2 separate regions of the Homo sapiens genome follow, and region 2 is linked to region 1. A link is a contact called in ENCODE Hi-C or POLR2A ChIA-PET data. All regions are on one chromosome and are shown on one strand. Each heading gives the region's core, a stretch centred on a gene start or an enhancer-like site at or near the end of the contact. The rest is flanking DNA. Distances are from core to core; before and after follow the strand shown. Region 1 overlaps A2M (alpha-2-macroglobulin). Region 2 has its middle 21 kb from the start of A2M.

Evidence for each region. Hi-C counts contacts between places; a loop is a spot of excess contacts on that map. ChIA-PET counts read pairs that join two places held with the same protein, here RNA polymerase II (POLR2A).
Region 2: a loop to region 1 is called in a map of sciatic nerve, with 5 times the contacts of the local background. The contact joins two enhancer-like sites. A Hi-C loop is called at or near these places in 2 of 168 maps with a recorded cell type or tissue (endothelial cell of hepatic sinusoid and sciatic nerve). POLR2A ChIA-PET finds 5 or more read pairs at or near these places in 1 of 52 experiments (HepG2).

Annotation. Positions count from the first base shown.
Region 1 is chr12:9,090,415-9,095,473 of GRCh38, reverse strand. A2M (alpha-2-macroglobulin) reads left to right here. Exons shown (of 36, transcript NM_000014.6): 17 at 390-501; 18 at 1,895-2,009; 19 at 4,045-4,273; 20 at 4,992-5,059. It also overlaps a transcript of KLRG1 not described here. Among named protein-coding and RNA genes, the nearest start is that of A2M, 23 kb to the left of the region's middle. Within about 2 kb of position 1,398, at least 3 of the 41 ENCODE cell types and tissues checked have a DNase peak (open chromatin) inside an H3K27ac peak, as active enhancers do.
Region 2 is chr12:9,133,638-9,139,710 of GRCh38, reverse strand. It overlaps a transcript of KLRG1 not described here, the pseudogene BTG1P1 and a transcript of PZP not described here. Among named protein-coding and RNA genes, the nearest start is that of A2M, 21 kb to the right of the region's middle. Within about 2 kb of position 4,275, at least 4 of the 41 ENCODE cell types and tissues checked have a DNase peak (open chromatin) inside an H3K27ac peak, as active enhancers do.

The sequences.
Region 1 (5,059 bases), core at 149-2,648:
TCTGTATTTGAATGCCTTCATGTCCTAGTTGAGGGTAATGGGATATAAAGAGGTAAGTGGCTTCTCTACTAATAGCAGCAGATCTGCGAAAAGCTGCTGAACTAAGCTGGAACTTTTTGGAGTATTATTCAAGTTTTCTTTTTTCACAGGAATTAATTGCTCTGTGATGTTTATTAAAATCACATATACAAAATAATTACTGTTGAAAGAGTTTAATGAAAAGAATAAAATTACATCCTTAAGTATATAAATATCCCTTCTACAGATGTGAATGTTAAAAGTTTAATTTAAGTTAACTGGATTGCTTGTCAAATTCAATAAAAAGAAGTAGCTACCTATGTATATTTTATAATATATATTTACTGATTAGATGATAATTTTCTTTGCAGGACATGGGCTTAAAGGCATTCACCAACTCAAAGATTCGTAAACCCAAAATGTGTCCACAGCTTCAACAGTATGAAATGCATGGACCTGAAGGTCTACGTGTAGGTTTTTATGGTAAACAAAAAATTAATAAATATATATTGCCTAATATATTCACCAAATTTTAAATTTTTTAAAAGATACAATGTGACAAAAATTAACAAACAAAAAGGACATGTGAGTCATACATATTAAGGTTATTGCTCAAGGTCATATAGTAATATAAACTCAAATTCTAGTAAATGGAGGTACATGTGTTAGGCTGAAAGGAAAGAGAAAGTTTCCAAGCGTAGGATTAGTGTAAACAGAAATAGAAATGTTCACACAACAACACTACATTCTCCATCAGTCAGGTAAAAAAGCTGTTCAACTTCCCCAAAACATCAGCCAATATTTATGTTGGAACCACACACATTCATCAATGACATGAGCTACTTCTTTGATGAACTGAATAGTAATCAAGCATTTATTTATAGTCCCATATTGTCAAATCATGATTGAGGATAAGTTGAGTACAGAGAAAAGAGGGTCAAAAATCAAGGAAAGCATTTAAGGAGAATCAGTTGGCTCTATGGAATTCACTATGAAGCCTACCGCATATTTTATTATTTATAAATTATATTGTATAATCCTTTATCAGTAAGATATATAGTAAATTTATGCATGTATAGGTATATATATATATATATATATATATATATATATATGCACAATTTTTTTTTCCAGAGAGCTGGTTGTGAAATATTGACCAGCACACCCTTAATAGAAGGTGAATAGAGTGAAGGAAACTAACTGTAATCTTCTGACACGATAGAGAATAAAAAGTCTTTATTATTATTAAACTTTTCCCTCCTGTAAACTGTTTCTCAAAGCCACTGTCATAACATGTGTGTCAGTTTTTCCTTGCTCCTGCAGAGGAGCACACCAATGGAAACTTGGATTCCTGCCCCTCTTCACGGCCTTGTGTCATAACACTCTCCACTTAGCACAGCGGCAGCAGCCACATAGGACTCCACAGAGTCCTTGTGCCCCACAGACAATCCAAGCCTCTGTCTGCCAAAGTCTCTATAGCCTCTGCTTATGACCCTCCTCCCCCAGCTCACTCCTAGCTTATTCTTGTTTTTTTTTGTTGTTTGTTTGTTTGTTTGTTTGTTTGAGACGAAGTCTCACTCTGTCGCTCAGGTCGCCCAGGCTGGAGTGCAGTGGCGCCGTCTCGGCCTCGGCCTCTCAAAGTGCTGGGATTACAGGCATGAGCCACCGCGCCCGGCCTCTCCTGGCTTGTTAAGTCAACCAACATATTTCCTCCTCAAAGAAGCTTTCCTTGATGACCCAAGCGCCCTCTCCTCCTTCCTCTCTATTTCATCAGACGATTTGTTTTTTGTTTTTTTTTTTTGGTGGCAACTATTACATTCTCTCATAAGCTTTATCTGTATGTTTATTGTAATGTCTTCTTCCTCACTCACCATAGAGTCAGATGTAATGGGAAGAGGCCATGCACGCCTGGTGCATGTTGAAGAGCCTCACACGGAGACCGTACGAAAGTACTTCCCTGAGACATGGATCTGGGATTTGGTGGTGGTAAAGTAAGTAACTTCCTGCATATGCAATATGCAACAATAGAGGTCCCTGACTATTTTCAACTCTTTGCTAGTTTTTCTGTTTTTATTGTTTTATATGTTTATGATGTACAACATGATGTTTTGATATATATATATACACATACACATAGTGAAATGATTACTACAGTCAAGCAAATTAACACATCCATTAGCTCACATTGTTACCTATTTTTGTGTGCATAGCAAGCACACCTAAAATCTATCCTCTTAGCCAAGTTTCAGTATCCAATACAGTATTATCAACTGCAGTCCTCATGCTGTACTTTAGATTTCTAAATTTATTCATCCTACGTAACTTCAACTTTGTACCCTTTGACCTGCTTCTTCCCATCCCTGCAACCCCAACCACCTTTCTACTCTCTGTTCCTATGTATTCAACTTCTTTTAGCATCCACATACAAGTAAGATCACGCAGTACTTGTCCTGTGTCTGGCTTATTTCACTTAGCATAATCTCCCCCAGGTTCATCCATGTTGTCACAAGTGGCAGGATCTTCTTCCACTTAAGGCTGAATAATATTCCATTACGCATAGCCACAATTTATTTATCCATTCACCCAGACACTTAGGTTGTTTTTATATCTTGGCAACTGTGAATAATGCTGTAATGAACACCAAAACACATATATCTCTACAAGGTGCTTATTTCATTTCCTTTGGGAGTATACCCAGAAGAGGGATTTCTGGGACATATGGTAGTTTCCATTTTAAAATTTTTGAGGTATCTCCATACTGTTTTCCATAATGGCTGTGGCAATGTACATTTGCACCAAGGGGAGTGAACAAATTCCTTCCAGAGAGACACTGGAAACAGAGTTTTATCCGTGAAACAAGCCAGTGGGGCAGGTGGAGAGAAAGAGCCGGAATGGCCATATACTCCCTTTCAGGCTCCTGGAGTCTTGTTTACTTCTCCCTTTCACTCCCAGATGCAGGCTGTTTAGAAGCCCAACCCTTAGGAGACAGCCAGAAATGGGAGATTTTGCCTGTTCTCTCTGTATTGAGCCAAGGGGTGGTGGGGGCGGGTAGCCACTGGCATTGCTCAAAGGCCTATTTAAAACCACCTCTGTGTTCACTGTGGTCTAGGGAGACTCCTGATTGCAGAGCTCCATCTACTCCTGGAGCTAGGTGATTTAGGAGCCAGACCCTTAGGTACGAGCTGTAAACATTGGGGTGCTTGATGCATAGACAAATTATTCCCAGGGGTATGTTCAGACCTGGTTTTATCCGTGGGGCGAGCCAGGGGAAGGAGGCATGGGAAGTGCCCTTACTGCTTTTCAGCCTTCCTGTAAGTCTGTCGTTTCCCTGCTCCTTCTGCTTCCCAGTGCAGGCTAGTTAGAAGCCCAACACTCAGTCAGCAACTGATAAAGTGGGTAGACGAAGCCCTTCCAGGGAGAAACTGGGAGCTGTTAGCTAATTTTTCAGTACTGAAGTACTTCTTTCAAACGCATTGCTAATTTCAGGAGATGTTTAACATAAATACATCAGCTAAGAAGTCTTACTAATCTAATTGCATCAGAGCTAAAAAATTTTGTGCAAATTTAATTCTAAGATTTCCAGAAAATGGGCATAAGGACCTAATACAACCAAGGACTGCACAGATTGCCTGTAAGAGATCCCTCACTGGTTAGCAATCCTGAGTTAAATACAGATTCAGTCAGGCCCACTATACACAATAGTAGTAGAATTTAAAATTATAAAGCAGCCCTCAGTGAAATAGCATTTTAGAGAAGAGAACTTAAGAACAATCTCAAACTGCATGTTAAATTTATAACTATATTGTCTGTAAAAGATTATGCTACAATTCTGATATACTACAATTAAAAACAGTTGGAAGAAAAGGACTTATATTCCCATCTCAATCCTTGATTATACTCTCCATTATTGGTATTTCTATTGAGTGTTTTTAAGTCATGGCAGTAGAATCATTCCTAGGGATTCTCTCCCTAGAAAGGATGTATTTAACTGCTTACTTTCTGTTCTTCACTTACACTCCTCTCCAGCTCAGCAGGTGTGGCTGAGGTAGGAGTAACAGTCCCTGACACCATCACCGAGTGGAAGGCAGGGGCCTTCTGCCTGTCTGAAGATGCTGGACTTGGTATCTCTTCCACTGCCTCTCTCCGAGCCTTCCAGCCCTTCTTTGTGGAGCTCACAATGCCTTACTCTGTGATTCGTGGAGAGGCCTTCACACTCAAGGCCACGGTCCTAAACTACCTTCCCAAATGCATCCGGGTAAGGATCTCTTTCCTAAATTAAATACAAGGTAGCCATCAAGTAAATTAAAAGTTGCATTCCTAGGAATACTGCAAACTCTTGTATGCAAAATATGCTTACTAGATATTCATGATTGTAAAAGTTACAGGTTTTGAGATCTCCAAATACCAAATTGCACCATAAAGCAAGTTTCTAGCCCTTATAACCCTTCAAAGTTAGTATTTGTGTGGTATGAAGAATTCTGACAGGGGTGACAAAAGTCAGTACTCTATTCTCATGACAGATTCTACAAGGTTTCAACCTCTACGATCTCATATATTTAACTTTTCGTAGCTCATTCATTATATTAAACCTAATTTTAAAAGTCGTTTGTGAGCATCTTACCTTTGCTGAAACCATAACTGTTTATAAGTCTTGTATCCTCTGCCGGGAGATCCGGGGGAATGGTCAAAGTTCCAGACCAAAGAGGTAGAGCAGCATGCCATCATTACCTTTCCCTTCCTCTGGTCCCATCATGTGAAAGAGCAGGTTGCTTCCAAAATAACTCAGATTTACCTGTGTAAATCTGATACATTAAGATCCACTTAAATATATTTCAGGTACTTGATCTTCATTTATATCATCTTTAATGTGAGGCAACCTGAAATCTAACCAATTCCTCAAGATGCTTTACTTCAAACCCATTCTCCCTCTGTTCTCCTTCCCTCTCTACTCCCTTTCTTATGTGTGGTTTCAGGTCAGTGTGCAGCTGGAAGCCTCTCCCGCCTTCCTAGCTGTCCCAGTGGAGAAGGAACAAGCGCCTCA
Region 2 (6,073 bases), core at 3,026-5,525, 41 kb before region 1:
TAAAAACTGTTACAAGAGACCAAAAGGGAAATTTTATAATGATAAAAGGGTCAATTCAACAGGAATATATAACAATTACAATTATATATGCATCCAACAGTAGAACACCTAAATATATAAAGCAAACATTGGAAAAACAGAAAAGAGAAATAGGGAGCAATAAAATAATAGTAGGAAACTTCAATACTATTTGCAATAATGGATACATCATTCAGACAGAAATCTGTATCCATAAGAAAACAGCAGACTTGAATAACACAATAGACCAAATGGACCAAACAGACATATGCAGAATATTCCACCAAACAGCAGCTGAATACATACTCTTCTCATGTGCACTCAGATCCTTCCCCAGGATAAGTCACATATTAAGTCACAAAATAAGTTATAACAAATTTAGAAAGATTGAAATCACACCAAGTGTCTTTCTGGCCACAACAAAATTAAACTATAAATCAATAACAGAAGGAAGACTGGAAAAATAAAAAATACATAGATATTAAACAACAGACTCTTGAAAAGTCATTGAGTGAAAGAAGGAATCAAGAAGGAATTTAAAGTGCCTTAATACAAATGAAAACAAAAATAAAAAACACTAAAATTATGGTATTCAGCAAAAGCACTATTAAGAAGGAGGTTTACTGTGATAAATACCTACATTAACAAAGAACAAAGATCTAAAATAATCAACCCAAATTTATACTTCAAGAGGCTAGAAAAAGAACAAACTAAGCTCAAAATTAGCAGAGAAAGAAATAACAAAAATTAGAGAAGAAATAAATAAAACAAGAAAAGAAAAAAATCAAAGAGGCTCAGTGGGTTTTTTGAAAAAAATAATTAACACACCCTTATTTAGACTAAAAAAAAAGAAATGAAAGAAGATACATTATAACTGCTCTTTTAGAAATAAAAATGATCATAAGTGAACAAATATGTCAACTAATCGAATAACCTAGAAGAATTGTGTAAATTCCCAAATACACAAAACATGTCAAAAGTAAAAATCAAGAAAGTTTGAACAGACCTATCATTAGTATGGAGATTTAATGAATAACAAAAATCCTTCTAACAAATAAAAACCCAGGATCAGATAGCTTCACAGGTAGATTCTAATACACATTTTTTTAAAAAAGTGCCAATCAGTCTCAAATGCTTCCAAAAAGTGAGAGAACACTTCCAAACTCATTTTATAAGGCCAGTAGCACACTGCTACCAAAGCCAGACAAGGACACTACAAGAAAAAAAAAATGACAGGCCAATATCTCTGATGAATATAGATGCAAAAAATATTTTAAAAATATTAGGAAATAGAATCCAACAGCACATTAAAGGGATCATACATCATGACCAAGTAGTATTTATTCCCAGGATGCAAGGATGGTTCAGTATGTATAAATTTGTACCACATTCACAGAATAAAGGGAAAAAAAATCACATAATTATATAAATACAAGCAGAGAAAGCATTTGACAAAATTCAACATTCTTTCATGTTAAAAACTCTCAAGAAACTATAAATAGGAGAGTATCTCAACATAATACAGGCTATATATGAAAGGCCCATAGATAATATCAGACTCAACGGTGAAAAGTTGAAAGCTTTTCCTTTAAGAACAGGAGCAAGGCAATGATGCCCACTCTTGCCACTTTTATTCAATATAGAACCAAAGCCCTAGCCAGAACAGTTAGGTAAGAAAAATAAATTAAAGCCTACCAAATCAGAAAGGAAGAGATAAACTTTTTCCTGTTTGCTGATGCCATTATATTATGTATTAAAAATCCCAAAGGCTCCATTTTAAAAAACTGTTAAAACTAATACACAAATACAGTAAGATTGCAAGCTACAAAATCAACTTACAAAAATCAGTTGCATTTCTATACACTAGCAATAAACTCTGAAAAGGAAATTAAGACAACAATCCCATTTACAATAGCACAAAAAAGAATTAAATACTTAAGGAAAAACTTTTCCAAGGAAGTGAAAGACCTGTGTCTGGAAACAAAAACATTGATGAAAGAAATTAAGACACAATTAAATAAAAATATATACCATGTTCATTGATTGGAAGATTTACTATTGTCAAAATAACCATAATATCAAAAGCAATCTATAGATTCAATGCAACCCCTGTCAAAATCACATTGGTATTGTTTAAAAAAATAGAAAAGGAAATCCTAAAATTTATAGGGAATGAGAAAACACCACAAATAACAAAATCAATCTTGAGAAAGAAGAAGAAAGCTGGAGGACTCACACTTCCTAATTTCAAAATTTAGTACAAAACCACAGTAATCAAAACAGTATGGTGCTGGCATAAAGACAGATAAACATCAATGACAGAATAGAGATCTCAGGAATAAATGCACCCATAAAAGGTCAACTGGTCTTTGACAAGGGTACCAAGAATACACTAGGGGGAATGGATAGTCCCTTCAACAAATGGTGTGGAGAAAACTGTATATCCATAAGCAAAACAATAAAATTTGATGTTTATCTTACACCATACACAAGAATTAACTCAAAGTGGATTAAAGACATAAAAGTAAGGCCTGAAACTGTAAAACTGATATAAGAAAAAATAAAAGACATGCTTTATGATCTTGGTCTTGGCAATGATTTCTTGGATATGACACCAAAATCACAGACAACGAAAACAAAAACAAATAAGTTGAACTATGTCAAACTGGAAAGCTCTTGCAAAGCAAAGGAATAATCAACAAAGTGAAAAGACAACATATGGAATGGTAGAAAATATTTGCAAACCATGTGTCTGACAAGGGGTTGCTATCCAAAACATATAAGCAACTCCTACAACTCAACTCAACAGCAAAAAAACTAATAACATGACTTTAAAATGGGCAAGGATCTGAGTAGACATCTTTCAAAAGAAAACATACAAATGGCCAATAGGTATATGAAAAAATGCTCAATGCCACTAATCAGGGAAATGCAAATCAAAACCACAATGAGATATCGCTTCACACATGTCAGGATGCCTATTATCAAATAAAAGACAACAAGTGGTTGGCAAAGATGTGGAGAAAACTGGAATCTTTGTATACTGTTGGTGTTAATGCAAAATGGTGCAACTGCTATGGAAACATGGTGTATATATTCATCTATATTTGTATATATGTATATGCATATTATATATACATGCATATATATATGCACACATATATGCACACACACATGCACAATGGAATATTGCCTTTTTTAAATGCCAAGATAAGAAACAATTTATTACAGAAGAAAAATTTCTCATCCAAAATATAGAAATCAATACAACTTTGCCACAATCAATATACACGAACTGTACAAATGTATACCCATTCATAATTTACCAAATAAAAGATGATTAACAAAGTTCACAAAATAGATGAAAATACTTTTACCCAGGAAAGTTACAAACCAGACCTCCAATTTCTAAAATAGAAGTTTACTCAGTCTTAGAAAACTACAAGCTAGCAAATGTACGTAGAGCTGGCTGGTGCCAACACCACAGTTGAAACAGTCTTTCTAAGGGTCTTTTTAAAAACCCGTTGCCATGGCAGATTCTGGTCACTTGCTACTTTCAAGGTCAAAAACACAATACAAAGTCTGACCATTTTCCCAGGTCATGTTTGCTAGCTTGTCTTTATGTACATTTAGAAATATTTGCTAGGTAAAAGTCTTGTCGTAAAATTTCCAGTACTACTATGTTTAAAACGTTGAGCTCCCCTATTGAGCTGCCAAAAAGGTAAACAATAATTTTCAAGTGTGATAGTTCAAATTCCTCTGCGAGATCTACTACAGAGAAAGGTTCTTTGACATACGGATTTTCTTTAAAGGAATTGATGTAAAAATTTAAGTATGTCTGGGAGAAGCTGAAATCACTCTAGGACTTCACTCCCTAGCAAATAAAGTGATCATTTACTTGGACTCATAGGCTATTAAATTATTGAAAGATACTGTACAAACTATGGCACTGTCACTTTTAAAAAAATGTTTACCACTCTATCTTGTGCCGGATCTTCACAGCTGTGACATGGTTTAAATTCCATAATCCATCCCCAATAGGAGCCCACCCAAAGCCAAAATCAAATTTATCCATGCACTATAAGATGATCCATCTTAACCTGATACAGTCATCATACTGTAGTTTTTGGAAGGGCTGGTTCTGCCCAAGAGAAATTCGTCCTTACAGTTTATTCAGCTGTCTACCATTTGTATGTCGGTGCTGTTTTGAGTGCTACCCCCTGCTGGTGGGGCTTTCATACAGCACACAGATGGAGCCATCTTCTCCAATTCTGCAGGACAGACATCTCATAGGTTGAGGTGAGCGTGAGTCCAACCCAGAGTGTGAGTTCACTTGGGAAAAGCTTGAACAGCTCCTGACTGCTCGGTCCAATCCACTGTGCTGCCTGTCCAGGGGATCCATTTCATGGTTGATGCGAATACAAAGATAACTTGATCTTTTGTATGGCTTTTCTGGGAATCAGTGATGTTTATAATGTTCTGTCAGCAGTTCCTGCAGGCTGTGGCTGAAGGTCTGCAGCTGTTGCCCGTTCGTGAGCCCTTTGCTGTGGAGAAACTTGGAGACGAAGGACATGGAGGCGGCCATCTCGCCTACCCTGGTGGTGGCTCTGGGGTAGAAGGGATGCAAGGAGGCAGAGGTGGGGCGGCCCGGGAACGCCGGGGCTCGGCTGCGCTGCCTCAGCAGCTGAGCAGCCCCCAGGGCTTCCTCACAGAGCAGAGGGCTGACAGGAAGAAAGGGTGTGAGGGGCAGACAGCTACTTTTTTCTTTCATTAGAGTAAAAAAGTTATTTTCTAGACAGGAAGAGGCAGAAGAGAGGAAGAGAGGAGCGATGGCGGTTTGGTTACATGGCTAGGACCTCCCCAGCTGCCTCCACCCCTGGCTGCAGAGCCTCTGAAGATCCCAACAGTTGCCTTTCCAGCACCGAAGGGCGAACTTCTTTAAAAAGAAGAAAATTCTGTATACGACAAAACTAATGAATCTTGAGGACATTATGCTCAGTGAAATAAGTCACAGAAAGACAAATACTGCATGATTCCACTTACATGATTTATCTAAAACAGCCAAATTCATAGAATCAAAGAGTAAAACAGTGGTTATCAGGGGCTAAACTGAAGAGGGAACGGGGAGTTTGTAATCAATGGACATAAAATTTCAGTGAAGCAAGGTAAATAAGCTCTGGAGATTTGCTCTACAATGTTGTACTTATAGTCGACAATAATATATTGTACACTTACAATTTGTTAAAAGGGAGATCTCATGTTAAATGTTCTTACCACAATAAAATAAAATTTTTAAAAGAAAAAAGACACCTGGTGTCTTTTTCTTGTAGCAACCGAAGTAAATAGAGATGTATGGGTGTATAGGCATTAGTTTGATTTTCTCTTACGAAGAGGTCTGGATTATAGCCTCCATCTTGAGACCGGAGTCAAGCACTTGAGGTGGGGAATGATGGAGAGATTGGAAGTGGCATTCTTCTCCACAACACCATGGGTTCTGTAGTCCCTTGTGCAATTCTGCAATTCTGCCATGATAGTTATTGAGACCAAGACAGGCAAAGTCTAACCAGGGAAAGAAGAGTTCTGTAGACTTCCTTCCAATTCTACCAAGGTTGATATTGAGAGCAGGCTTCTTGCCAGCAGCATTAAACCCAACAATCTATACTTCCTAGGACAATCTCTACCTTTGATTTCTGTAAAATAACACTTTTCTGTTTTTCTTCTGAGGCCCCTCCTCCACAGACCAGTTTCTGGATATCTTCTTCTTTATCAGATCTCTAAATGTTGAGATTCTTCTAGATTTAGATCTATGCTGCTTGTTCTTTGCACTCTACATTTTCTTCATTCATTTCTACAACTTTTAATAGTGTGTATAGGTAGCTCCCAGATTGCTATTTTCACCGTGATTCTCTTGCCTCATACTTTTCCCCTCTTTGGTGATGATGTGTCAGCACATTGGCCCTCTCTCTAATCTTGAATACTTTATTTCTGTCTGGGGAGTTTAGCACATGCTTCCCTCTGCCTATAATGCTGTATAACTTGCCCTCTCCCTTTTTGC